Linked DNA regions of Mus musculus: all the other regions are linked to region 2. The links are chromatin loops, found by intact Hi-C in ENCODE. Cell type or tissue: left cerebral cortex. All regions are shown on one strand.

Region 1 (8,000 bases), 220 kb before region 2:
ACAACAACAAAAAAGGCTCTGGAATTTTCCATCCACACAGCTGTTGCTACACATTATCTGTAGTGTAGAAATCTTGCTTCCTGAAATTCACTGCTACTATCCCACACAAAGAAAGTATCTCCACACAAGAGAAAGTATCTCACCATGTATTAGTTACTATTTAGGGCAAAGGCATTGGAAATGACCACAAGAGAAAGAGAGGGGAAAGGATGAGGAAGAAAAGGAAGAGAAAGAGAAGAGGAGGAGGAGGAAGAGAAAAAAACTGAGTCTGCCAAGATGGCTCAGCAGCAAGTTGATTCCCAGCACCCATATTAGGCAGCTCAAAATTGCCTTTAACTCCAGCTCCTACATAGACGAGGTATACATGAATTTGCGTGTATGTGTGTGTGTGTGTGTGCGCGCACGCATACATAAATACATGTTTTTTTAGAAAAGAATTTTTAAAGTAAAAATTAAAGAACTTGTAAAGTCACGAAAAATTCAATGGTCCTGAATTTCCAAATTAACTTCATTCATTATAAATTATTTGTGAAGAGGTATGAAAACAGAATCCCATATGGTAGTCATAAAGTCAGGTGGTTGGTCATAGTCATCTTGAGAGCTAGGTGCATCATGAAGGGGTTTTGTGGAGGAACACATGATTTAGACTAACTGGTGAAGGATCCTGTGTTAGTTAGGGTTTTATTGCTGTGAAGAGACACCATGACCAAGGCAATTCTTATCTAAGAAAACATTTAATTAGGTCTCGCTTACAATTTCAGAGGTTCAGTCCATCATCATCATAGCAGGAAGCATGGCAGTGTTCAGGCAGACTTGGTGCTGGAATAGCTGAGAAGTCTACATCTTGATCTGAAGACAGCCAGGAGGAGACTGTGTCACACTGACCAGACTTGAGCAAATATATGAAACCTCAAAGCCTTGCCTCCACTGTGACACCCTTCCTCTATCAAGGCCATATCTCTTCTAACAAGGCCACACCTCCTAATAGTGACATTTCTCATGGGCCAAGCACCAAACCACCACAAGTCCTTTTCCATGAAAATTATTTATTTTATTTTTAAATATGTATATGTATGGTTATACACATGAGTATAACGCCATGAAAATCAAAAGAGGACATCAAATCCCCTGGAGCTAGAGTTGCAAATGATTGTGAACCACATGACATGGGTACTAGAAACCTAACTCATGTAGTCAGATATATAGCTCAGAGTAGAGCACTTCTTTTTTTTTAAGATTTATTTATTATTATATCTAAGTATACTGTAGCTATCTTCAGATGCACCAGAAGAGGGCATCAGATCTCATTTTGGATGGTTGTGAGCCACCATGTGGTTGCTGGGATTTGAACTCAGGACCTTTGGAAGAGCTCTTAACCACTGAGCCATCTCTCCAGCCCAGAGCACTTCTTTAGTATGTGTGAACATGTGAGTTCATCCCTAACATTGCAAAACAAGTTTAAAAAAAAAACAATTGGGTATGGGTACATGCAAGTATTACATCATTTTAGGCTGGCCTGATGTAATAGCACATGCCTTTAATCCTAGCATTTGGGAGGCAGAGGCAGGTGGATACTTGAGTTTGCGGCCAGCCAGGTCTACAGAGCAAGTTCCAGGACAGCCAGGGCTACAGAGAGAAATCCTGCCTCAAAAAATAATTAATTCATTAATTAATTAAACAAACAAACAAAAACAAATTAAAAACATTATTTTAATGAGAGGCTTGAATATCCATGCTCATTCCTCCATCAATACACAGAGATACTAGAATTGATTAAGGTAAGTATTATTGGCCATGTAGTGGTCTGACATAGTTATAAACATCCAGATCAGAAACAGAACACAACACCAAGCTTTCTTTCTTTCTTCCTTTCAAGGACTCTACTCAGGGCTGGTTAAGTTGTTTGGTCAGTAAAGGATTTGCTACACAACCATGAAGACCTGAGTTTGATCCCCAGCACCCATATAAAAACTGAGCCCCACAGCCAGCACTGGCAAGGTGGAGACAGCAGGGATTTCTGGTGAGCCAACCTAGACAGGTGGTTCAATGAGAGGCTCTGTCTCAAAGAATAAGATAGAGGGGTTCATAATGACATTCAGCCTCTGGTCTCCACACACATGTATACATACATACATACACACACTCATAAAAAGCCTCCTCAAACTTCATAGACCTACAGGCGTTCAATATACACAATAGACTCCACAAAACCCAGGAACAAGCCTACCCCAAACTGTTAAAGCAACTTTGAACACCATGTGTTCATCTGACAAATGATTTTTCATTTGATAACAGGTATATAATGTCTTTGGTCTGTTAATACATGCTTGGATTAAAGAAGTTCTAGGGCTATTCAAATCTCTGTCTTACTCTCTTCCTCCAGTTACTACAACCATCCCCATAAGTGACCAATTCCAAGTCACCAATAATACATCAGTATTGCATTAAGGACAGAAATAAATGTACTTCCCCTTGGACTTACTTAACCTAGTCCAGATTTGAATTCTCTCCATCAAGCTCCCCATGTCTTCCATTCTTTGTTTGTTGTATGAGTCTGAATCTATGCCTGCCTGAAGGCTGTCTTGTGAATCTCTATCTATGTCTGTGGCTACCCCTGCCCCAGTGTGTGTGTGTGTGTGTGTGTGTGTGTGTGTGTGTGTGTGTGTGTGTGTAAGAGAGAGAGACAGAGACAAAAACAGACAGAGAGTCAGAGACAGAGAGACTCTATATGTCCCTAACAAAGGACTGCACCCTTTCTATTGAATAACAGAGAAAGCATCACATGGGGAAGGAATGAGTAATAATTTACAGAGATCTTTCACAGAGTTTTACAAGGGATTAAGTCACTAGTTCCAACTGACCCCAACTGACAAGATAACAAACAATACTACAAGCATCATTGTTTGTCAGCTAATATCCAAATCTTATGTTTAACATTTATTCTGGATATTCATCTTAGAAGGTTGTTTTCGCTTCTGTATTTGCTGCTTTCAGCAAATGATATACATGCATTGTTCTGGGTCAGGGGCATGGAAGATTGCATAGTTTAAGATTATAGCTATGCTTTAGCTTAGGTTGTAAAAATTGGTCATATGGGAAAGTCAAGGTAAGTAAGGTTGATTGCTACATTGTTCTCTTCTTACAGCCAGGTTAATCAAATGGGCTGAGTACACAGTAGGAAAGCAGTTTTAAGTGACCTCAAGGTGTATTAACTCTGGCTGTCAGGTCCAGCAAAAATTCTAGTCTCTTAGGATGTAAAAGATATTTTATCATAATGTATTGCCATATATCACCATTTCTATTATTTGAAAAGAGAGGTTGTTCTCAGATCTTCATTCCACCCTTGACCTCTCTGCCCTGCCTGTCCCTGCCCAAAATAAGAAAACTCTGTGGAGTCACAGGAATGTGTCCATCATAAGCCCTCTTTCTTTCTCAACCATGTCCCTGGGTATAGGGGCTGATTCTTATCTGGTATTTGGTCAAAACAGCAAAAAAGTAACTAATACAGTAAAAGACACAAAATTCTAGAGAGCTGCCCTAGGAGCCCATTAGGATTGTCATTTCTCCCTCATCTCCATGGACCTGGATTCCCACATTAGTGTGATGAACAAGGTCACTTGGGACCAACAGGTGGCAGCACATAAACTGAACAAGAGGAAAACTTAGGGGTTTTGGGCAGATGATTGAGTGAATGAAGTGTTATTTCTGTTAACAGGAGAACCTGAGTTCAGATCACCTGTGCCCACACAAAAGCTGGATGTGGGGATTTGTACCTGTAACTGAAAGAACTGTCACCATGAAGCAAAGTCAAGCCAATCTCTGGTGGCTTGATGGTCTACCTAACTGAAACAGTGAGATATGTGGTCTCAAAAAAAAAAAAAATAGGGTGGAGATATAAGACAAAGACTCCCAATGTCAACCTCTGACCTTCACACACAAGAATGCATAGATAAGCAATACACACATACACACACACACACACACACACACAATGTCAAGTTGATTTTAAGGAATTGTGGATTGTGTTTGCTCCTACACCACAGCTTACCATCACAAAAAGAATCGGCGGGGGGTGGGGGGGCCTGGTGGTGGTGGAATACTATGTGGGGTCATCAATAAAGGAAAGGAAGATTTCATAGGCTGTACTGCAAAGGAATTTTAACTACCTTACCTACTGGTCTTTTTTGCTATTTTTATACCCAATAATTATTCTTCTTGGTATTTTACTAACTTACCAAAAGGGTCTATGTTTTGAACCTATATAGCAAGCAATGATAGGAAAACTTGGATTTTATCAGGTTTAGCATTCACAGTGTATCTCCTAACAGATACTATTATCACATGGGTCCACTAAGACCACATCCAAGCCTGGGAACCCATTGACAATGAACGACAAAGGAATCACCCAGGCAATGCTTAGTTTTTGCCTTGTAGACGTTTGTTTAATCCAGGCTCTGCTATTTGAATGAGCATCTCAAAGCTGGGGGTGTCTTCAGGTTGCATCAGGTGTGTAAATATAAGGAAACTGTTTTCAAATAACAATGAAGTGTTTTGATATAAATTGATGCCATTTCCAGTGACCTTGTTTGTAAAAGAAAACACGGGGAACAATGCAATTGTTTTTTAACTGTAAATTGTTGAGGACTGGGGAGATGGCTCAGTCAGTGAAATGCTTGACAGTGTGAGTATCTGAATCCCCTGAATAATGTAAAGCCAGCTGTGTAGAAACTGGAAGACTAGATAGCCTGGTATATGCAGTGGCAAACACCAAAGAGATCCTGTCATAAACAAGGTGAAAGGTGAGAACTCACACCTTAGGTTGTCCTCTGAAGTCTACACACGCTCCATGTCACCTGCATTCTCACATTCACACACAAGAATACACATAGAAATACGCATGCACATATCCATCATATGCATACATGGAAGGAAGGAAGAAAGGAAGGAAGGAAGGAAGGAAGGAAGGAAGGAAGGAAAGAAAAAGGGAGAGAGGGAGAGTGCAGGGGGTTGACTAGGAACCTGGGTGTGGTGGTGCACACTTATGAGATCAGAGCTAGGGAGGCAAAGACAGATGGAACCCTGGGGCTCACTTGCCAGACACCCTAGCCTGATTTGCACATTCCAGGCCAGTGAGAGACACTGTTAAAAAAGAAAAAGAAAAAGAAAAAAAGAAAAAGAAAAAAAGAAGAAAAAAAAGAAAAAGAAAAAGAAAATGAAAAAGAAAAAAGGCAAAGAAGTACCCAAGGAATCACCAAAGGAAAGGTTGTCAGTTCCTGATCCCTCTAGGATGCTCCTACCTGCATTGTGGGTATGGGGCAGATTTGAAGAAAAGAAGTAGGAGTCCCCTGGAATTGTAACTGGGATGTTCCTAGAACACTTTAAGGCATTATTTTGACAGTGGTGCCATATTGTTTTTAATCTATCAATTTCTAAAACACAACAAATAATTTAGAAATTATTCTAGTTCTTGGGAATTTTCACATTGATAATTTATCGGGAAGCTGTTTCAATGATGCATATTTTAATTACAGAATGAAACAAAATTTGTTCCTAAACTTTTTATATTTTCCCTAAGAATTCTGTGTGGTAGCAATGCTCAAAGGATAATTTTGAGGATAAACATATGTATGTCACATGCTAAGAGAAGTACCTAAGCGCACAGTAAGGCTTTCTCATACTGACAAATCAATGAATAATGAAACAGAAGGAAAATGCCCCCGCCCCATTCCTTCTCCCCTCCCCATTTTCCTTGAAGGAACAGGCCACGTGTTGGAAACTTTTACTTTTGAAATGAAACAAAATGCAACCTGGACAGCAATGCTTCTTCTACATGATTCATAGGCTGCAGAACTCATAGGACATAAATTGTTTCCTGTTTCTCTCTGTACTGAGGAGAAAGCATGAAGCCAGTGATAAATCAAACTTCAATTTAAAATTTTCCTGGGATTTCACTTTCTGCTATGTGAAAACTTCCCCACTCTATCTCTAAGAAATATATTTCTATCTTTTGCTGGGGGTGGGGGTTAGTTTGATTTGGCTTTTGGTTTGGTTTTTGGTTTGGTTTGATTTAAACATGATTGTGAGCAGCTGTGACATCTCAGGACATTTTCCCCCATCACAGTTCCTCTGAATGACAACATGCCAGTTTACAGTGTGTGTGTATGTGTGTGTGTGTATATATATATATATATATATGAGACTGTAATTAGGTGAAGAAAGAGGAGATTTAGCACTTCCACAACTCTCTGGGAAAATCCCTTTCTTTCATTATATCAACAATCCAAATCCCCTGCTGGGGTGGCTTTATCTCTATCACTTCTGTTAGGCCCAGTTTCTCTCCTCTATTTCTTTGGGGTCTTGTTGGTTTGGTTTGTGGTGTTGGGGATGGAACACAGAGCCTGGCTAGTACTAAGCAGGCACTCTACCACAGAGCTGTATCCACATCCCCTTCTCCTTTATTCATAACAATTAAGACAGCATCTAGAAACACATTTTTCAGTAGCTGAACAATTTGGCTATACTGTCCCTTTAAAAAACTTTTCTTAAGCTGGGGGCGTATCTCATAGGTAGAGAGATTGTCTAGTGTGTGACAAGGCTTTCTGGTATATACCTATAATCGAACATTCAGGAGGTAGAGGCAGGAGGATCAGGAATTAAAGGTCATTCTTAGCTATATATGGAGTTCAAGGCCATCAGATAATCACATGAGGCTCTATCCCAAAAGAAAATTATTTATTTTAATTAAACATATAAAATATATTCTTGCTATGTTCGAATCAGTAAGGTGAAGGTACACCAAAGATGCTGTTTCAAAATATATATATGAAAAAGAGATCAGTAGAATAGCTCCATAGGTAGGGCCTCTTGCCTCCAAGCCTGACAATCTAAGTTTGATCCCCAGAAACCACATGGTGTCCTCTGACCAACATATGCATACACAAACATAAATAAGTATAATTTTAAAGTTTTTAATTATTTTTTTTAATCCTGAAAGTCCCTGCAGATGACGCTCACAAGCCAAATCAGGACTTACCTTGGTTTTGCCAATAAACTTTTATAGGCATTTAACCCATGTGATAGCTAATTCTTGGTTGTCAACTTGACTATATGTGGAATTAACTAAAACCAAGTGGCTGGGTACACCTCTGAGGGATTTTTTTTTCTTGATTAAATCATTTGAAATAGGGAGACCCATTTTTCAGTTAGCTGTTTTGAGGTGGGAAGATATACCTTTACTCTGAGCCACAGGTTCTACTTACAGTTTATATATAAAGGGCTTGGAAGAAGGAAGCTTGCTCCTTGCCTACTTGCTCTTACTCTCTCACTGGCAAGTCCATTCCTTCATGGGCAATAGAGCCTACTTTTTGGAATTCAGGTATATATTGACTATCAGCTGAGACATCAAGCCTCGTGGACTGAACAATTCTTGGACCTTCCACTGGTAGACAGCCATTATTGAACTAACCTGGACCACAGCCTGTAACCCACTCTAGAAGATCCTATATATATGCCTGTGTGTACCAAATATGTGTATGTGTGTATGTATGTGTATATATATGCAAATATGTATTAATTCTATAAATTCTGTTCCTCTAAAGAACCCTGAATAATTTTTGTTGTTTGTTTCTATGTTGTATGTGGTTATTTTTATTCTACATTGAGATGACAGGTTTGGCTAACCAAGACCCTAGGAATACCATCCATAGCAGATTAAATGCCTCAGTGAAAGTCTTCCATCAGAGCTTCCTTAGTCCTGGACACAGAAAAATACCTGCCACCTCTCTAGTACATCCATGACATACAAGTGAGACCTTTAAATCCACTTGAAAACTCTATCTGTAAGAAGCAATTTTTGTAGCTTCTGCTTCTCATATACAAAAATGTGGTGGCTCAGCTCAATGCTCTCCAACCCAGAACTTTCTGAATGTGTTTTCTTTTTAAGTCAAATGTCACCGAATTCAAAGCACAGAGTAGAAATTGGACTCTAAGGAGCAGACATG
Region 2 (8,000 bases):
TAAAGAAATTGCAGGTACTTCAGCTGAAATTGAAGGAGAGAGGGAAGGCTGGAACATCAGCAGCCTACTGGGGCTTTCATACTTACTTTTCACCTTAGATGACCCTCTAAGAGTTTTGGATTTTGGCTGAGCTAAAATAAACTTCTCCAAGTGTTACTGTGAGGAGACAACACTCAAAAATCTTTCTTGTCAATATCATGAGCTACAAGTAAACTGCCACTTTTACTAGAATGGGACCCAGGAGTGTATCTTTATTTGTATCCCACATGTGAATTCACTGCTTCATTAGTTTGTGAATATGAATTATGTCTGTCTGCAGACTGACTTGCTGACTAACTTTGAAATTTTGTAGAAAGTTCATGCAGATTCCCCTGCATAAATCTAGTCACAGGCCAGGATTTACCAGACTGCAGAGAGTGGTGTGTGTGCCAACTGATCACTTGAAATACACATCCAAAGTATGCTAGGAAGTGGTTAGGGGTACAGCACAGCTGTAAGGCATCTGCTTATCGTGGATGTAGCCCCAGGTTTCATCCTGAGCACTGTAACAGAATAGTAAATAAACAAGCAAGGAAGTAAATAATTGTTCCTTTTGATTTGAGGGCTTTGTTTTATTTGCACATATTTAAATGTTCAGCTACATTTTAATGGCTTTTAGTAACTCTGACCCACTTTTTAAAAAATATCACAATGTTTATTATATCACTTCCAGAACATAAAGCTCTTCCGAAGGACTCAGGTTTGATTCCCATCCCCGAGCTTGGCAGCTCACAAGCATCTGTAACTCCAGTTTCAGGGTATCTGATGGTCTCTTCTAGTGGACACCAGGCATGCATGTAGCACACAGACATACATGTAGACAAAACACCCCCACGCATAAAATAATAAAAATTAAAGCTCCCAAAATATTGATGGATATAGTAGCTGCTTTAAAACGGATTAATAGTTCTTCACTAGTCCAGATCTAGAACTATTATATGGCCAAAAGTCTCTACTTCAAAATAAATACACCAAAGAATAAAACCATGTCCATGCAAACTCTTGCATGCCAGTATTCAGGGTATCATTTTCCAGAGCAGGCAGTTTTTTAGATTTACAGAAAAGTAAATTTAAAAATGACTGAAATATTGTGGGTCTTGTTCTAGTAAAAATCAATTGCTTTCTGTTGTAGAAATGAAAAAACCTGCCTTAGACTAGGAAAGACCAGAGAGATTTGGGGTGGAGGTGTCATTGAATTAGGCTGGGTTTTTTTGTTACTAAAGGAATTGTGTGAGGCTGGCTACTTACTCAAATATAGAAGTTTGTTTAACTCAGTTTTTGAGCCTGAAAGTCCAAACATCATATATAGGTAGGTCTGGCTCATATGAGGGCCCTGTAGCTTCACTCTCTTCATTGTCATCACATCGCACTGCTAAGAGGGATTACATCACAACACTAGGACACAGAGAAGGGGTAGGGGCCAGTCTGTGACCTCAGGAGACCTTGCCTTTTAAATTTCTACTACCACACTCATGTCAACATGTCACTTCTTGGGGGACACACTCAAACTGTTGTATTCAGTCCATAGTGATGAGCAAGCATCTTCTAATGGTTTATGTCTTGTGGGTCAGGGAACCTATGTTGAAGCCATTTGAACTTGCTGAATGCCAATCAGTTTATGTATATAAACTCTGGTGATAGGTGCTGGGTTGCTAATCTCAAGCTGGTGAAACACAGTGGTTTCTCTCTCATCTGTTGTAGCTGTTTTGAATTGGAGATAAAATCTCGACTCTCAGAGACAGGCTCCACAAGATAGGACCTTGATATGATACCTAGTATCAGGACTGAGATTGAGGGACCCTGCTCACTGCTGCTATTGCCTTTTTATTTTATTTTACATTTCAGGTATTAATCAGTCTTGGGGCCAGGAAGATAGCTCAGATGGAAAAGTGCCTCTCGTGTGACCATAAGCGACCTGAGTGGATTCCTGATACCCAAGTAAAAATTGGGTGCAGTGAATACTCAATACAACGATTTTAGTGTGTTGCCCCCAAGGATTCAGGTGCTAGAAGCAGTTGGGCAGTGGATATTTAAGAGGCATGGCCTACTGAGCTCACTAAATGGCTTCTCTTCTTCCCTCCTCTGTCTTCTGGTCATGTGATAGTGTTATGTACTCACTTGTAAACCTTGTGCTGAGGCAGGGGAGAAACTAGTAGATCCTAGAACCTCACTGACCACCCAGTCTACCCCAAATGGAAACTTTCAGGTTCACTGAGATAACCTGCGCCAAAAATTAAGGCAGAGAACAAGAGACCAGCATCTATTTCTTACCTCTGGCTTCCAAACGTGCACACACATACGTGCCTACACACATACTCTACACAAACACCACACAAAGTGTTATCAGTCTCGAACTAGCTATAGTGATGTACTCCTTTCACCCAGGACTCAGGAAGCTGAGATAGGAAATTGGTTTAAGGCCAGCCTGGTGTATATAAACAAGACCCTGTCTCAAAAAACAAACAAGCAATAAAATAAAACCACAAAAATGTTATCAGTCTTTTGACTGTGGAATTTAAACTGCTAAACACTTAATCAACAAAACTTAGTGCCTGTGTATACAGGTATAGAAAAGAGGCTTTCCAGGGTTAGGATGTGAATGCTCCCAACAGGTTCATGTACTTGAATACTTGGTCCCCAGATATGATATATTTTGAAATGTGTGTCACTTTAGGCAGTGAAGCTGAGGTAAAGGAGGCGCCAAGCCTCAACAATTAGAGCTGAGCCTGGTTCCTAGATAGGCTTGGTCCTGTGTGTTGGTATTGTCCAAGCCACCTGATTTACCAGTCTCGGGGGAGAAATTTTAAGAAAGTCTTACTGCTTGGCTTGTGCATATCCTTCACTACTGTGAAGTGGACTTCCACAGCAGATGTCTGCTCTTAACCACATAAACATGTCCAAGAATATTTACTTCTGGGTCTGCCTTCTGCATTCCTTTTGTGTAACATTACCTTCTGTCATGGCTGTGCACACGGGGTCTAGCGGAAAACCTTAGGAGGGCACATTTTAATCAATCCAGTAAGGCAGCCAGGCACAATACATCCCTCTTTGGCATGCCTTTTGCTGAAAATAATCTCATTTGAAAACCAGAGTTCTTTTTCTAACAGAAAACTCTCTTTTCTCAACCCTGTATTTAAGTCTTTGCCAGATTTTAATTATATTTTAATAAATGTAATCCAGTTCATTTTTACAATACAAAAATACAAAGTGAAAAGTTCAAAAACACACACAGATATATAAATGCAACATAACTGTCCATATAGACCTAGTTATGAATGATCAGGAGGGTGTAAAAACACAAAACAAGATGTAGTACCATGCGCACATCACCTATTTCTGCTGACTGATTTGTGCATGAGAGGTGAAGGATGCATGTGTGTTTAGGGGTGTGTTTGCTCATATAAGCAGGCACATGTGGAAGCCAGAGGTCCATGTCATGTGCTCCACTGCTTCTCCACATTTATTCTTTGAGTCTCACTGAACCTGAAGTTTGATCCTTTGAAAGGCCTACTAACCATCAAATCCCATCTCTGCCTATCTCTGAGCCACAGCCCTGAGGTTACACACCACATGCCAATCCTTTAAATAGGTACTGGGAATCTGACCCGAAGTCCTCATGTTCACATAGTAGGCACTTTCCCCACTGAGCCATCTCCCCAACCCTCACCTGGTTTTTCTGCCTAACGCTGTCATAGGCATTTTTCTCCTAAGTATTGTTTTAATGGCTGCATATTATTCCACTGTGTTATATTTCTTCCCAGCCTTTACTTATTTGCATATTTTCACAATTGGGATCAAACTATAAAATGCACACTGACCATCTTTTTGTGTATTTCCTTCCCTTCTCCCATTGTTAATCCAATGTACAAACAAAGGAGTATCTATAGTAGAACAGGAAAGACATTTACAGAGAGAGGACCTCAAGTGTCACTGTATCAGTCTGTTGTCATGAGGAAATTTCCAAGGCTGACTACTTATTAATGAAAAGAATTTTGTCTTAAGGTAGCTACCAATTATGAAATGAAAATAAATGTAACTTAGAGACCTTATTATGGAAAAAAAGCCAGGGATTTATGAGCTGCTAAGACTAATTCAGCAGAGAAACGGACACCTTATGAAAACTTATTTAGTATTCATATATGCATGTAACGTTTGTCTTTCCTGCTCTTCATGGAAGGGGGGTACATTGAGACCATTTTTCATCCTCTGTGGTTGGCTGTTTTGGGTTCTCATGGAAATAGGACAGAGTCCTGAGTCTCAGCAGATAATTTCTTTTACCTCAGACTCTTCCAGCATAAAAAACAGCATGCTAATAGCAGGAACAAGATACTTTCTTACCTCTCTGAGAAACACAGGCATCTTGTCATGGCCATAAAAGTTCTCTGAATCATGGGACAAGCTGTGAAAGGAGAATTTTTGCCATATAATGACGTGTCAGATGTATTACCCACACTAAAATATGAGTACCTTGTACCATCGTCTTCACTGCAGAACAAAACTGCCCTCTTGTGGCAAGTAATGAATTCGTTCTCTGTATCCTTAAAGCAGCACCATCTCTCTGAACTAGGGAAGCCTCAGGTTTCCATTTTTAAAGATACTGCATAGCAATTTAGATCTTGTTGATTTTGAGCAACCCTCTTGTTTCCCCAGGAATAATAGCTATTGGATACTGTAAGCACACATGAAAACCGGTAATAAATAAGTCACTTAACCATCTGTGGATACTGAATCTTGACCTGTTTTGTGAAGGAAAGGGAATTTCTGCAACCTTAAAGTCTTAAAAAGAAAACAAAAACAGCAGACATAATGTTCTCTTAATTTCTTGAGATCTATAACCCAATTATTATTTCTGTTGACACTTATTTCTAGTGCAAGAGGTTCAGAGATGTCATCAACTTTTTTTTTTTTCAAAAGCAGGGAAGGAGGGAGGGGGGAATTGATTTAGTTGTGGCTTCAACTCCAGATAGAATTAAGTTACTTTCATTATTTCCATTCCTGTACAGTCCCAACTTCAAAGACTTCCCATCAACTACTTGAAGGTGTCTCCATTAAAAACTAGTTCAGGCAAGAAAATAAACTCAGATGAAACATCTTCCCTATTCTGTTTGGGGCTGAGCATTTCTATGAGCATAACAAATGCTCCCTTTTATTTGTAACCAGGAGGGTTGCCAAACATTTCTTGGAGACTCTCAGCTTCAAGCTGAAGTGGGTGCTCTCCTACTAATTGGTCATGTGTTAAATGAGAGCTGGATTTCCACTTGTATGTGGCTAGAGATGGCCAGTGTGGCTCTCTGCATTGCTGTTTCCTTTGATTGGCCATTTTTCAAATTATTTTCTTTCTGTCACTATAATAATGCAATATGACTTCTGCCATCCCATAACAAGTTGTTGATAGAAAAATCAGATGTTTGTAGCTGTGTGGGATGTAGAGAAACCCTGAGACTGTAAGCCTGTCACTGCAGCTAGGACTTTCATCATTATGACATTACTCAGCCTTACCAAGTCTGCTGGTATGCTCAGGTACCGTTTTTTTTTTTTTCTACACATATGTTTGCATTTTCTAACTTCTTTAAGTTATATTTTTGTTAGCTTTCAATGTGAATTTATAGCTATTTACTGAGTCTATTTCTTCCCTCTAAGGTACCAAGTAGAAATCGCAGGTCATAGTTTTGTGGCAATGTTTGCACAAATACATTAGTATCAACAAAGGAAGATAAGCATTTTTATATATGTATTTTATTAGTTTCTTGAAAGATTTATACATGTATGCAATGTATTTTCTTCTCACTCATTCATCAGTCTTAACTGGTTGGTGTAGCATAGTCATTTCCATGAGATCTCTGTCCCCCCATGTTTCCTGCATCTCTTTCTTTACTTGGAGCCCTGACACAGAAGTAATGTCAAGGTGACATGTGTAGCTACTTGACCCCACACCTGTTCACCACCCTTGGGGCTTCTCATATCCTGTATATAGAGTGACCTTTAAGTTTATGGTGAAGACCCCTTTAAACTTCTCCAAGAGATGACACTGTGATGCATATTTCCCCAGGACCACACTTGTCATTCTTCCAAGGAAGACTTGACATCACTACCAGTCTGCTCAGGTGTCTTCTGTATGGTAAAGTACTGATCCAGCCACATCTGCCCACGTCGGTTCAGGGTTCCATGTGTGTAGGTTCCATTACCATGCACATTCTGAATTATAATGCACTGTGGTTTCACTGACTAAATACAAAATCAGCTGATTGTACTCTATGTTGACCTTGAATCTGGCTTCCCTGGTATGGTTCATATCCTGACCCTAAAATATATGCCAGCTTTTCTCTTTTTGGGAAAACATTTTGCCTGGAAGATAGAAACACACACGCGCGTGTGTGTGTGTGTGTGTGTGTGTGTGTGTGTGTGTGTACATACACACACATACACAACCAGCTTAAGAGAGAAAGGGTTTGTTTTGCTTAGAATTTCATGATATAGCCCATCATTGAGGAGAAATCAAGACAAGAACTTGAAGCAGATAGTTCAAAGGAAAGAGCCAAAGAGAATGTGAATGTGTGCATGTGTTCAGCTTGCTTTTTTTATATTCATCCACTCAGGACCCCGCTCCACCAGCGTGCCAATCAAGTGGGCTGGGCTTTCTCTTATCAATTAACACTATCAAGAAATTTGAGGTCTGTGGTTTATGCTGTGGCAGGATGCCGAGTTGATGTCAGTGATCCCAGCTACATCGCAGGGCTGTGGTCCATGGCTCTACTGCAACCCAGGAACCCTGTTTGTGGTGTGTTGATATTACAAACCATGTCAAAGCCCATAATCTATGTCCTCATGGTCTTTTTAAACAAATAAGCCACTTTGACAGATATTGATGACTAGAGGCAGTTGAGAAAGAGGGCATAGAAGATAACCCCCCCCAATAGTGATAGCCTAGACAGGAAGCCATGAGGAGAACTCTTAAAACTATGATAGGATGCTGAGGTGTTGCCCTCCACAATAGATAACTTCTGGCAGGGATGCCAGAAGGTAAGGACTCACTTGTCTCCATTTAGTGACCAGGCCACTGAGGCTTTGACCACGCTCTACTGAATCTAGAGATAATACAAATTCCATTTTTTTTTGGCTGGGGGTGTAACAGGGATGGGGGGTGGACAGGGAAAGACTAGAAAATGAATGTGATAGTGGTATATGATTCAAAATCTCCAAATAGTCAATAAAAATATGTTGGAAAAAAAAGATACTCCTTCTCAGACATGGCCATAGGCCAGCTTGATCTAGATGGTTCTTCATTGAGTCTCTTCTCAGGCCACTCTCGATTGTGTCAACTTTCATATACACACATATTTATATGTTCATGTGTATATACACATACATCTATCTGTCTAGTTATAATACAATATGATGGTAATTGGTCAACCCATAATAAGTATGTGATACTGTATTTAAATCATCTCAAAGGGGTATAGCTAAAGTAGTAGAGCACTTGGCCTAATAAGGCCCTGAATCTGTCCCTAGCACACACGCCACCCCCTCCCCACTGCAATGCACACACATTCAGAAGACAAATACATACAACATATTCAAAACAATGTTTCTGATGTTTTTCTAACAGAGGGTGGCTCACACTTGATCGAGACGAAGACCTCATCGCCGAAAGGTGAGGCTAAGATGAGCATTACCAGCGACGAGGTGAACTTTCTGGTATATCGCTACCTCCAGGAATCAGGTAACCAGCTTTCTTTACTTGCTTTTTTTTTTTTAAGATTTATTTATTTATTTATTTATTATATGTAAGTGCACTGTAGCTGTCTTCAGATACCCCAGAAGAGGGCATCAGGTCTCATTATGGGTGGCTGTGAGCCACCATGTGGTTACTGGGATTTGAACTCAGGACCTTCAGAAGGGCAGTTGGTGCTCTTACCCGCTAAGCCATCTCACCAGCCCCAGTAACCAGCTTTCTTTTCTGG
Region 3 (8,000 bases), 960 kb before region 2:
CTAGCCAGTACACAGACCAAGGGGGCCTCAGAGTTACCTTCTCTACCAAGGGGTACTCAGGTTCCTCATACAGTGAGGTCCTTAATACAACTCTCCTATGCCTAAGAAGTCATCACCTCCCACCTCTGATCAAAGGTGAAGTTCTGCTGGTATTTTGTCCATAAGAGATAAGTCTGAGGACCACTTTTTTTCTTTAGAAAAGGTTCCAACAAGCATTTTAGAAAAGAAAAGAAAAGAAAAGAAAAGAAAGGAAAGGAAAAGAAAAGAAAAGAAAAGAAAAGAAGAGAAAAAAGGGATATATAATGTATCCTTGACCTCAGATTTTTTTCTCTCTGGCCAAGGGGACTTCCAATCTGTTGTGCCCAAATGAACATTAGTCTTTATCTATTTGCCCAATAAGAACTAGTGTCCATATATTTTGCAAAGTAAACTGCATCCCTCAATCTTACCCATAACGACCTCAGAAATGTCCCAATCCTTATCACCAAAAGTTCCTTAGATCTTCCCTTTTGCCTCTTGGGGTTCACAAGTACCCTCTATGACAAAGGTGGTATATACATCTAAATCTTCTCAACAATAGGATCACAAGCCTTAATTCTCTGCCCAGGGGTCCTTTGGGGATATGTTTTCATCTTAAGGTACCTCAGACTTCCTTGTGTCCAAGTACACAAAGTTAATTTCTGAAAAGAGGTGCTGCAGAATTTCCATCTCTGCCCAAAGCAGCCATCTTAATTGTCACTATTTTCTTTCTTTAGGGGCCCCAGGGCTTTCCCGGGGCCATATGGGTCCTTAGGCCTTCCCTCTTTAGTCTAAGGGACCTCAAACCTTTTATGTCTTGCCAGAAGAGCCTAAGAACTCACCCCATGACTAAACAGACTCCCAAATTTACCTTTTGACCAACGAGATTCAAGATTATCCTAGAATGCCAAAGAAGGCCAAAGATTTACTCCTTGTTACCTAGTATCCAGGGATGTTCTCTTCCAATCAGCAGACCTTTGACCACTCTAATTTCATGTTCCCAATACTAAGTTTAGAAATTGGAGCCAGAATCCAGTCAGTTACAAGAAATGGAGTGGCAAGAATCTTCATGTACAGACTTGGGCAGTAGAGAATATCTGAAGAGGAGACATAACTATAGACTGCCATCCAGTTTGCTGGAAGAAAGCTTAAGCTGCTTCCTGATCTGCTGTTATACATACAGATAATACAGAAAATATTTTACACTTAACCTAGAACTTCGTAACAAGGAATCAGTATTCATATCTTGCCCCACTGCAGATGATGGTCATGGACTTTCAACTTTCACTGATAGATTCCTGGAGTCTTTCTACTCTATGCATAAATTGAAGCTATGCTCTTCCATTAGTCATAGATAGCAGGTCAAAGGCATTCCTTTACAGATCATTATGGTCAGAGGGGAAAAGTCTGAAGCCATCTTGTTCAGAGGGAACAAGACTGGAAATACCTTGGTCAAAGGCATGGGTCAGAGGCTACACCCTATTTTGGGCAGAGGGAGAAGACTGGGATACTTGATCTCAGATGACCTTCCAAGAAATAACCCTTGTTCTGAGGACCTCTGGGGAAATAGAAGCTCAAAGTCTCCTTTAAGAAAATGTAAAGGGTGTGAGTTTCCATGACTTAATGGAGACAGTTTGAAAACCCTCTTGGTAATAGACCATAGGTCTCAGAACCTATGGAGGAGGAAAGTTTATTGTGTCCTTGTTCAGAGGAATAGGCCAGAGTTCTGCTTGGTTTTACTAGGAAGATCTGCAGCCCATTAAGTCAAGAAAGAGTGGTATATATGGTTCTCTTGGTTGGAAGGAGAATGTCTGAGACCCTTTAGGGCAAAGGGGAAGATCTAAGACTTCGTTAGGCAAATGGAAAGACCTAAGGCCTCATTTGGCAGAGGGGTTTCATCAAGACTCCTTGAGAAGAAGCAAGGTCTGAAGTACCTTTGAGCAGAGGAAAAGGTCTAGAACTCCCTTGGATAGAGATGTGAAGGACCAAATCCCACTTAACAATGGGAGAAATTTGAAGATCCTCAGGACAGAAAGAGAAGATTCGTGACCTTTTTTAGCATAGAGGAATTGACTGAGGAAATATTGGTTACAGAAGGTAGTTTTAGGCCCCGTGTGAAAATGTGAAGGTCAGGGTCCTTTTAGTTTTAGAATGAAGGTCTTGAGACCCTTACAGCTGATGGAAAAGGCATAAGGCCTTTTCAGGCAGAAGAGGTATGTCTGTGGTCCCATTGGTCATTAAGAGGTAGGTCTCAGACTCTTTTAGCACAGGAGCATGTCTAAGGACCCTTTTGTATGAGTTGGAGGTTCTGAGGCTTCCTAGGGCAAAGGGGAAGTTCTTATGCCCTTCTTACTTAGCCCACCTTACTCTGGGACTTTTCTCACTCTGATACTTCCCCGTTTGTTCAAAAGTACCTCAGACATTCCCATTATCTTCAGTGGGGCCTCAGACAAAACTTGTTAAACTAAGAGGTCTGAGACCTTCCACTCTAACAGAGTGGCCCTCAGATCATGTACTCAATTAGGCCACAAACATGAGCTAAGTAACTGGACTCCAGGCTAAGGGACCCTCAAATCTACACACTCTTAAATTTTGTTTGGATGGTTAGGTTTGGCACTTGGGATTGAATTGAACCCTGGGTCTCAGGCTTGATAAATAGGTATTCTTCCACTCTTCCATTCCTTTTATAAAATTTGTTATTCTACGTGTAATGGTACTTTGCTTATATGCATGTCTGTGTATCATGTGCATGTCTGGTGCCAGTAGAGACCGAGGTCATCAGATTCGGGAGTCACAGATGGCTGTGAGCCACTATGTGGGTTGCTGGGAGTCAAGTCCAAGTCCTCTGAAAGAACAGCCAGTGCTCATAAGTAATAAGCAATCTCTTCAGGCCCTTCAAATTCCATTTTAGATGGTTCACATCAGTCCAGGCCATTTGTAAGGCCACCTGTGGTTTTCCGTCTTTTATAATCCTAAACTGTTTTGACTTGCACATTTTCAAGTCCAATAAACTTGCCAGTCATAAACTTAAAAACTCTTTAATCATGCTTTCCAAAAATTGAAGTAATTGAACATATTTTTATATAATGATATCAATGAAAATGAAAAAGAAATGTGTTGCTAGAGTGAAAGTATGAATTATCTGCATAGATAGAAGTGATCATACAAGAATCTTTCCAGAATCTTCATTTGAATATATGTTAAGTAACTGTAACCTACATTTATAATCCTCTTCCTTTGAGAAATAAAAGAAAGTATTTATCTCTGTCTAAAACTCATCTCTGAGCTTCTTCTTACACTATATGGGAACTAACACAGAGACCCACAACTTGACACTGCAGAGAGTGAGAGACTTTGGAGCACTCAATCCTAAAATGGAGATCCTCATCAAAGCCCTTCCTCAGGGCTCAAGGAGCTATGTGCAAAAGGAGGTAGAAAGACATAAGAGCCAGAGGTGTAGGATGACCCCAAGAAGCAGTGTTTTCTAGACACAACAGGACTGATAAACATATGAACTCACAAAGACTGGTAACAAGACCTGTATAGGTTCAAGTCAGATGGGATCCCAGCACTAAGAATGGGAATGGGGCAAAGGCTCTCAGCCCTACCCAAGAAGCAAGCTATCTGTGATAAATACCTGCTTGGAAAGAGAAAATAAGTTTTCTCCAATAGAGTGTCACTGGGTATTTCACTCCCTGGAGCAAGCCCATGCTTTTTGTTTCATTTTGTTTTGTTTTGTCTTTTTTTTTTTTTTTTTTTTTTTTTTTTTTGTCTTACTAGCTATTTGGGTTTTATTGGGGGGTGATTTTCGTTTTGTGGATATTTTTAAATGGAAAAAAGGAAAATATAATTGAGTAAATAGAGAGGTGGCAGATCTGGAAGGAGCAGGGAAAATATATTACATGGACATTTTTAAAGAAAACAAAAGGGAAACCTCTGCTAAGAATCTATCTTGGGCTAAAAGAATCTATTTCAGTTCTCCAGGACAGTTAAATAATGTTTAAGCAGTGTGACACAAGGTGGCAGTGTTCACCTGTGGTTTTCATTTATACACAGGCAGGTAGAATACATCAACACCAGCCTTACCATTGGGGGACAAAGCTTAAGGGAACATAAAAATTTGTATTGGTAACAGAAATGCAATGATTACATCAGAGAACTGTCTACAAGCTTTAAGTATGCAACTCATTTTTTCCATGTAAAAATAGTTTATATTTATCTTTTCATTTATGTGAACAGAGCCACTTGATAAGACAAATTATATCTATTCTGGCAAAGAGAACTAGTTATTTTGAAGAATATTAAATGTTCAAATTAGCATGTAATATTACTAAATGATGGTTTTATTCAGTATTTTCTTTGTTTCTATAATAAAAGTTATTTCCTAGTATTTGAAACTTACAACCTGACATAGAAAAACAGAATTGTGTCCAGTCAAAAGTCAACTGCAGAGCTTTAGATCTATGAAGCTAGTTAGGCTTCCTTCCAAGTTGTAAGAATTTTGCAGAATTAAAAATACATATGTATTCCCCTAGGGCTCTGGGAACACTATGGAAGAGGACCCTGAAAGATTGTAAGAGCTGGAGAGCATAGAGGAAACCAAAGAAATAAGGTCTTCTAGACAACAAGAAACACTTCTGAACTCATACAGACTGAGGCAGTATGCACAAGGCCTACATGGGTCTGCACTAGATGTGGGTCTTGGAGCTGTGAGGGGAAGTATATATATGACTTCATCCCTAATCTAAAAGCTATTCCCAATTGATAACTACTTTAAAATGAAATTTAAATTTTCTCAGTCTCACAGGGGAAACAAACCACCACTCTTTAGGTTAGGCCACATTTCCAGCAGCAGTCAGTCAACAGAAAATGATCTCAGTAGCATCTCTGTAGATTCCTCTTCTCCTAATATCATTCCAGTGCTTTTCTTAAAGTTATTTTTTTCATATATACATATATATATATATAATATTCTCTTTTATATTTTACAAGTGATTTGTGTATATCTTATGACTTCCAATTTTGTGTTTTTATGGGATCCCTTAGTATGCGATTGAGTTGGTATCAGCATCTATATCTATTCATTATGCTTTTTCTTGAGTTCTTTTTTTTTTTCTGGTCGTTTGTTTGTGCCTATTACAATATGTTAGTTTTTGTTTTATCTTATATTATCTCATATTCCAATCCCTTATAAGCCTGTGTGTTTTCTAATGAGAGTCAGAAAGAGCATCAATTCAAAATGGAGGGGAGCAGAGAAAAGGAAAACCATAATCACGGTGTGTTATATGTGAAAAAAATCTATTTTCTTTTTTTTAATTAGATGTTTTCTTCATTTACATTTCAAATGCTATCCCCTTTCCAAGTTTCCTCTCCAAAAATCCCCTATACCCTCCTCTCCTAACCCTGATTCCCACCCCACCCACTCCCACTTCCTGGCCCTAGCATTCCCTTATACTGGGGCATAGAATCTTCACAAGATCAAGGAGGGCCTCTCCTCCCATTGATGACCAACTAGGCCATCCTCTGCTACATATGCAGCTAGAGACACAAGCTCTGGGGGAACTGGTTAGTTCATATTGTTGTTTTTCCTATAGGAATACAGACCCCTTCAGCCCCTTGGTTACTTTCTCTAGCTCCTTCATTGAGGACCCTGTGTTCTATCCAATAGATAACTGTAAGCATCCACCTCAGTATTTGCCAGGCACTGGCATAGCCTCACAAGAGACAATATAAGTGTCCTCTCAGCAAAATCTTGTTGGTATATGCAATAGTGTCTGGGTTTGGTGGTTGTATATGGGATGGATCCCAGGGTGGGGCAGTCTCTGGATGGTCATTCCTTCAGTCTCAGCTCCAAACTTTGTCTCTGTAACTACTTTCATGGGTATTTTGTTCCCCCTTCTAAGAAGGAACAAAGTTTCCATACTTTGGTTTTCATCCTTCTTGAGTTTCATGAGTTTTGCATATTGTATCTTGGGAATTCTAAGTTTCTGGGCTAATATCCACTTATCAGTGAGTTCATATCATGTGTGTTCTTTTGTGATTGGGTTACCTCACTCAGGATCCATCCATTTGCCTAAGAATTTTATAAATTGATTGATTTTAGTAGATGAGTAGTACTCCATTGTGTAAATGTACCACATTTTCTATATCCATTCCTCTGTTGAGGGACATCTGGGTTCTTTCCAGCTTCTGGCTATTATAAATAAGTTTGCTATGAATATAGTGGAGCATGTGTCCTTATTACAATTTGGAACATCTAGGTATTTCCCCAGGAATGGTATTACTGGATCTTCTGGTATTACTATGTCAAATTTTCTGAGGAACCCCCAAATTGATTTCCAGAGTGGTTGTACCAGCTTGCAATCCCACCAGCAATGGGAGAGTGCTCCTCTTTTTCCACATCCTCACCAGCATCTGCTGTCACCTGAATTTTTGATCTTAGCCATTCTGACTGGTGTGAGGTGGAATCTCAGGATTGTTTTGTATATGTTTTCATTTACATCAGAATACTATTCCAGAGTCTGTGTTGCCACATTTTCATCATCCATTTGTTAGTTGAAGGGCATTGAGGTTATTTATAATTCTTGACTACTAGGAAGGGAGTGGTTATCTGTGGAGTAGAATGTCAAGTCCATTGGACACGTGACAAGAAGTAGTATATCTGATTTATATGTTAAATTTATTTTTAGGTTTTTAGGGTTCTCTACATTGATACATCTACGATGCAGCTTAGGCTCAGTGTCATAGTGAAAGAGGGCCTGAAAGATTGTAAGAGCCCAAGGGACAAGATTTTGCTGTGAGACTGTATTATAGAAATGTTAGAGAAGATGCCTAACCAAGGATGATGTCAATAGACATGCCAACATGAAAGGGAGAAAGCTCTCAGGGCCCCATCAATAGGTAAAGAACTATAACCACATAAAAAATGCTGAGACTGAGATAAGTATCTTCCCAATGGAAGAGACCCCAAGTTATTTATTCAATACCAAATGGCAAGTCCTGAAACCATTCTATACAGGTAATGTTACATGGACTGAGCAGGTTATATTCATATATTTAGAAAAAATATAGCCTGCTAATATATTTTATAAGCATAATATATATTATATGTATATATAATATGTATTATAAATGAATTTATATATATTATAAGTAAATGCAATAAATTTGAGAAAGAACAGAGGGGCTTTATCAGAAGGTTGAAGGGAGGAAAGGGAATGGGAGAAATGCTATAATCGAAAAATTAAAAAATACAAAAGAAAATAGAAAACATCAAATGTATTAAAAATTAATGAGACTGGGTTCAACTGGTGTGTGTATATGTGTGTGTAAAACTGGCATAGTTTTCAGCCACCTGGTTCTGGAGAATGAATGAGGGACAGGATAAAGTTGACTAAGCTTATGAATTCGAAGCATAGTAAGTATTTCAAGAAACGACAATACCAAGAAAGAAAGAAAGAAAGAAAGAAAGAAAGAAAGGAAGGAAGGAAGGAAGGAAGGAAGGAAGGAAGGAAGGAAGGAAAGAAGGAAGAGCGAGCCGGGCATGGTGGCACACGCCTATGGTGGCACACACCTTTAATCCCAGCACTTGGGAGGCAGAGGCAGGCAAATTTCTGAGTTTGAGGCCAGCCTGGTCTACATAGTGAGTTCCAGGACAGCCATGGATACACAGAGAAACCCTGTCTCAAAAAAAATAAAAAAAAATAAAAAAGAAAGAAAGAAAGAAAGAAAGAAAGAAAGAAAGAAAGAAAGAAAGAAAGAAAGAAAGAAAGAAAGAAAAAGAAACGACAATAATAATCACTGAACTACTGGTCATTGCTGCTAGGAATTCATGATTTTTGATGTACATTTATTGATTTTTGTATGGGAACACAGGCATGTAGGAAAATTGCTTAGGGGGACATTTGGGCCTCACCTGTGTGGAGATCAGAGGAAAAATCAAAGGATTAAATTCTCTCCTTTCATTGTTTGGAGGCTGGAGA

The links. Peaks named below come from ENCODE experiments on the same cell type or tissue, not always from the same donor. Only the 100,000 strongest peaks of a DNase experiment are listed, where the experiment ranks them.
Region 1: a loop joins it to region 2, with 6 times the contacts of the local background. A loop is called at or near these places in 15 of 42 quality-filtered maps.
Region 3: it touches region 2 in a loop (25-fold over the local background); 5 of 42 quality-filtered maps call a loop at or near these places.

Annotation. Positions count from the first base shown.
Region 1 is chrX:77,414,350-77,422,349 of GRCm38, forward strand. No RefSeq gene overlaps it. Among named protein-coding and RNA genes, the nearest start is that of Tbl1x, 93 kb to the right of the region's middle. In left cerebral cortex, a CTCF peak has its summit at 3,618 (motif pointing right); a DNase peak (open chromatin) is centred at 2.
Region 2 is chrX:77,633,749-77,641,748 of GRCm38, forward strand. It overlaps Tbl1x (transducin (beta)-like 1 X-linked), which reads left to right. Exons shown (of 16, transcript NM_020601.2): 3 at 7,646-7,759. The coding sequence starts at 7,702. Gm52447 (a long non-coding RNA gene) reads right to left here. Exons shown (of 3, transcript XR_003953113.1): 2 at 4,378-4,438. Among named protein-coding and RNA genes, the nearest start is that of Gm52447, 4.6 kb to the right of the region's middle. In left cerebral cortex, a CTCF peak has its summit at 4,548 (motif pointing left); DNase peaks (open chromatin) are centred at 4,505 and 5,204; H3K27ac peaks cover 377 bases.
Region 3 is chrX:76,677,037-76,685,036 of GRCm38, forward strand. No RefSeq gene overlaps it. Among named protein-coding and RNA genes, the nearest start is that of Cldn34d, 78 kb to the left of the region's middle. In left cerebral cortex, a CTCF peak has its summit at 4,045 (motif pointing right); a DNase peak (open chromatin) is centred at 4,044.